Linked DNA regions of Mus musculus: region 2 is linked to region 1. The links are chromatin loops, found by intact Hi-C in ENCODE. Cell type or tissue: left cerebral cortex. All regions are shown on one strand.

The links. A loop is a pair of places that touch in the nucleus more often than their neighbours do. Peaks named below come from ENCODE experiments on the same cell type or tissue, not always from the same donor. Only the 100,000 strongest peaks of a DNase experiment are listed, where the experiment ranks them.
Region 2: it touches region 1 in a loop (2.2-fold over the local background); 5 of 42 quality-filtered maps call a loop at or near these places.

What each region holds. Positions count from the first base shown.
Region 1 is chr2:117,341,204-117,343,703 of GRCm38, reverse strand. It overlaps Rasgrp1 (RAS guanyl releasing protein 1), which reads left to right and starts at 827. Exons shown (of 17, transcript NM_011246.3): 1 at 827-1,029. The coding sequence starts at 995. In left cerebral cortex, CTCF peaks have their summits at 658 and 1,460 (motif pointing left); DNase peaks (open chromatin) are centred at 1,456, 1,885, 2,000, 2,394 and 4 more places; H3K4me3 peaks cover 2,224 bases; H3K27ac peaks cover 2,106 bases.
Region 2 is chr2:117,262,730-117,265,229 of GRCm38, reverse strand. It overlaps Fam98b (family with sequence similarity 98, member B), which reads right to left. Exons shown (of 8, transcript NM_026620.3): 5 at 2,311-2,391; 6 at 1,291-1,407. Among named protein-coding and RNA genes, the nearest start is that of Fam98b, 14 kb to the right of the region's middle. In left cerebral cortex, a CTCF peak has its summit at 1,265 (motif pointing left); a DNase peak (open chromatin) is centred at 1,255.

The sequences.
Region 1 (2,500 bases):
GCCACCTCTCTTTTCGGTTTACTGGCTGTGAGAGCCTGGTGTTCTCTAAATCTTACGCAGTGCCCTCTTTGCGTTTGGAGGGGTGGCTTAACGAGGTAACATGTAGGAAACAGCACTGGATCAGCATTAGCTGTTGGTATTACCGTGGCCATGTTCCAGACAAGTAGCAGGTAGGTCTCCCCTCTTGGCCAGGTCTGCTGGCACGCTGACATTGCAAGAAAGCCCCTCCCCTAGCCTTCCACTCCCACTTGGCTCTCTTGGTCTACCACACCCACAAACTCCCAAGCAGCAGCCTCTAACCTGACAGCTCACCTCCACACCCACCGCCTCCTCCGTAGTGCAGTGCACACAGCTAAGTCTTCTCTTTTTTTAAATATGCCAAAGAGAACTAAGTGCGTAGTAGTTTAGGGGGGTTCTGCCTTCCTTGCCCAGACCCGACTGTGTACCCTCACTGATACATACAAGACAGTCCTGCCATCCGGGAAAGGGTCTCAGCAGAGCCCCCACCCCCACCCCCCTAGGGGACTCGTAGCCTTGGGTGGAGGCAACTCTTCGCAAGGCTCTAGCTTTGTCAATTTCGGGGCAACTCACTCTGCACCCCTCGGACCTAACTCTTGGGCTGGGAGAGATGAATGGCAGGCGGGGATGAAGGGAGACGCTAGGGCGGCGCAACTCCTCGGGGCGCTACCAAGTAATGGGGGCAGGATTCGAAGAAGAACTGAGGGCGCCCCACGTTTCCTCCAGCCTGATGATAACATCAACGCCTGTCAGGTGGTTGGTGCGAGAGAGTGTGTGCGCGCGCGGGAGCGAGCGTAGGGAGCGCGCTCGCACAAACTTTGTGCCTGCGGGTGAGCCTGGGTCGGCTCGCCGGGCTCCAAGAGTGGTCGGCTCCGGGCTGCGAGGGCCAGCGGCGGCCGAGGGATGCGCGGCGCCCGGCCGAGCCGATCCCACCGCTCTAGGTGAGACGGCTCCAGGGGCGCAGAGAGCCGCGACCATGGGAACCCTGGGCAAGGCGAGAGAGGCTCCGCGGTGAGTAGCTGCGTCTCCTCGGAGAGCGCTGCACCTCTACTGGGGAAGGATAGCTGAGCGGTGTGCCCTGTGGTCCTCTCCAGTGGGTACCAGGAGGGACTAGACGACCAGGGCGCCTCCCTCGGAGGAGAGTTGCCTACAGGGGTAGACCATGATCGGGGACCTGGGAGCCAGGTCAAGATAGGCGTGATACAGACAACCTCAGAGTCCAGCACACCAGGTCGGGAAGAAAGAGTTGGGGTTGCTGGGGTGGCGAGGCCACAGGTCACCTGGGCAGATCTGGAGTGGTCTGAGCCCAGCCAAACCTTTCACCTACCCAGCGCCCACAACAGTCGACCTCCCTGGATGCTCTCGGTCTGGGCACCCCCCGGGAACTCCCACTCGCACACTTTCCGTGCCCTTGGCACCCGCTGCGGGCGCGGGTCTAGGACAGCGCCACCTTGCGGACTCTCCTGGCCTTTCAGGAGCGACTGGCGGCAATGGCTGCAAGCGGAGGTGGCAGTGCTTGGCTGCCCTTTGAGGAAAAAGAAGTTTCCAAATCAATGGTCTATGAGTCTACACCCCTCCCCTTATACTCTACAGAGATGTTTGGGAGACGGAAGGTGAAGGAAGAATGGCTATGAACAGTCTATCTCTTGGGCAGCAATAAGGAGCCTGGGGTGGGGGTTGGAGGGATGTCAAGAAATTTAGTGTTTGTCCTCAAAACACCAGGACCCCGTAACTGCCTGGACACCACTTAGCCTTTGTTAGGGCCGAGAACGTTGTGTCCTTCACAACGCCATTCACGTGGACTCCGATATGACGGCACCATGCCTGATCTGTAACTATGCCCATTAAAATTCCCTGTTGGGCCATATCATCCCCTGAGTGTTCTCAACCTTACCTTGCGCTACACTATAATGGGTTAGTCCATTGAATTAACTCTGCATTATTGGCGGTGTGGGGCAGGACTGGAAGCTACACTCAGCAGAAATGGCCCTGTGAAAGCTGCCTTTTCTTATAAACAACTATGAGATGTCCCGGCCCTCCTCTGTTTCCTCCTTTGCCCTGTGGATAACTGTGCCTGGAGACTAAGTCCCCCAAATCGGTTCATACTTCGAAACCTCTCCCCAGGCTCTGTGGGGTGGGGAAGGCAGACGCTAACTACTGCAGGGCTGAGAAAACATCTTGAAGTTACTGGGTTTCTTTCAAGCTTTTGTTTTTGCTGTTATTGTTGTTATTTTGTTTTATTTAATTCATAAGTTTAACTGGAAACGTGTGGCTACTGCCCTTTAAAATCATGACTTTGTAGAATTAGAGGCTGTTCACTCTTCAGATGGTTAAAGCACTCTCAAAGTTGCCTATCATAAAGCACTGTAAAAATCCTTACCTACAACCATCTCACCAAGAGGTGGAGGGAGGGGAGAGGGCAGAGGACGTGAAGCGGGGATCTAGCTTGGTGAAGAGTGTTTGCCTGGCATGCAACAATCCT
Region 2 (2,500 bases), 78 kb after region 1:
ATCCCATAACTTAACTATGTGTTTATTAGGTCTAAGAGTTTTTGAGTAGATCTGTAGGATGTTTTCTAAATAAATCATGTATTTGCAAATAATGAGAGTTTAACTTTTCCTTTCATGTCTTTGAGTTCTCTAACTGCTAGAGTCTTAGATTGTCTATCCCAGGCTAGACACTCACTGAATGAAACTCATATATTGCTTTTGTGCTGCTTTAACAAAATCCCTGATGCTGGATAACTTACAGGTGCATTTGGCTTGTGAGTCTAGTGATTAGTCCAAAAGGCATGCTGGCTAGGTCCACCAGCTACATCCCAACATGAAAATGATATGGAAAGAGAAAAGACTATGTTGCAGAGGGGTCAAGTTCATGACAGCTGCACTTTAAACAGCCCACTTCACAAGAACTAATTCATTCGTGTAAGACCAAACCTCAAGACCAGGGTCAGACCATTCATCAGGGTGGATAGACTCCACTGACCACCACCACGGTGGGAACCAAGCTTCTAGCCTATGAACCTTGAAGGATGTCAAATCATAGTGGTATAAGTGACACCAAGTGCTATAACCCAGGAAGAAGGGCAAAACAACAGTATGAGGTAATATCAGAGCTCCACTGTGCTAGAAGCTGAATAACAGGCAGCAGATATGAAGCGAAGGGTATTGACTAAAAGCTGCTAGAGGAATCATGGCAACCAAGGATTGTCATATACTGGATATTACAGAGCTCATTGCAGCAGTCCTTGAAATAGGGAAAGTCCAATGACTGCCTCTATTTACTGTTTGGAAAGTTCTTACACTATGATATGAGAGGGGCAGAGAGAACCCCAGACTAACACTTGGAAAGATCAAAGGCCCCAAGCTATCTGAAAAGCTTCGAGTTGGAAGGCTCCACTCCTCCACTCTCTTCAATGAGACGACATGCTGCAGTCACACGGCCTAAGAAACACAAGAAACCTGTTCCAACAGCAGTTCTCCCTAAACCTGCCCCTACGCTACTGCTTCATTAGTTACTCACTCACATCTGTAACTCGCTCAGCTCACACATACGCCTTTATGCACTGGTATAAATCAAGCCATGCAAATTAAAAGGAAGGTGAAAGCCAGGGAAAAAGTCATCAGCAAACATGGACCTATAGGAGACTAGGATCATTGTATGGAAGAGCACTGGTAACTGAACATGTAGGTTAGAATAGAGTAAAGAGTGACTGGGCCTAGGTACCTACAGCAGAGAAAGCCTGGCAGGAGCTGCCCCACACTGCCACCTACAGGACACCAGTGGGAAAGCAGCCTCACCTTTGCTCTATCGGACCATCCAAAGGACTGCACTGTCACATCCAATCGTTTCATTAACATCCGTCGGCGACACTCATATTCACAGGAAAGAGCATCATTAATTCTTTCCAGTTTTTCCTAAAGAATTGGGGATGAAACACAAAAATTAGACACTGATTCTTCAGAAAAGAAGTTGAAAATTACTGTACTTTAAACACTAAATGATCATTTTATGGTCCTATGAGACTATGAAAAATTATTTAAATAACATTTAATGATAAAACATTTATAGTGTTCAGAAGCTATTAAAGATGCCTATATCTTTCATTAGATATATTTATTTAGTAAGACATCAATTTACTAAACAGTGCACATTAATAAGGAAAGACTATGCCAATACCTGCCTTTCTTGCTAGCTTCACAAATTATCCTTTCAAATCACAATTCTGCTAATCTATTGGGCACTATAAATATTCTTGACTAAGTAGATATTTTAAATTAATGACTTGATTAAACTGTTGTGATAGATTACTCTAGAATATCAATTCTATTTCTCCAAAATACTAAATGTCCATTTATAAAAAGAAGGCAGTACAATGGACTTGGATGTTGCTTGTCCCCTCAAAGGTTCCTGCTGGAGGTGTGGTCTGCAAGGTGGCAGGTGTAGGGAGAGAAAAGAAAGAGCACAGAGAGCCTGTGTAAGGTGGGGCCAAGAGAGAAGACGTAGGTCAACTAACTGCAGGCAAGACCCTGAAAAGGACTTTGGGATGCCTCTTCATCGGTATTGTCTTTATATACACAAACCATCCTTGCCACCCATCAGGAGTGCCAGATACAAAGACCAGCCCTGCCAGAGCTGGCACTATGTGGTTTAGATTTTCAGCCTTCAAAACTGCAATCTAAGTCTCTTTACTAATGGCAGCCTGCCACTACAGTAGTGAATACTACTGTATTTCACTACAGTGACAAAAAAATGTTTTAAAATGAACTAATACAGTTATGCCCTCACTTAGTTGTAAAGCTAGTAAAAGAACCACTTACTGCCTGTTCAGAACTTAAATCAACCTTTAGCAATGGCTTTCCCACATGGTTTTTCTGGACTCTACAGAGAATATCCTTCACCTAAAAGTAAACATGAAAGATTACAAAAAGTTACATACATACACACATACATACATACACACATACATACATACATACACACATACACACACACATACATACATACACA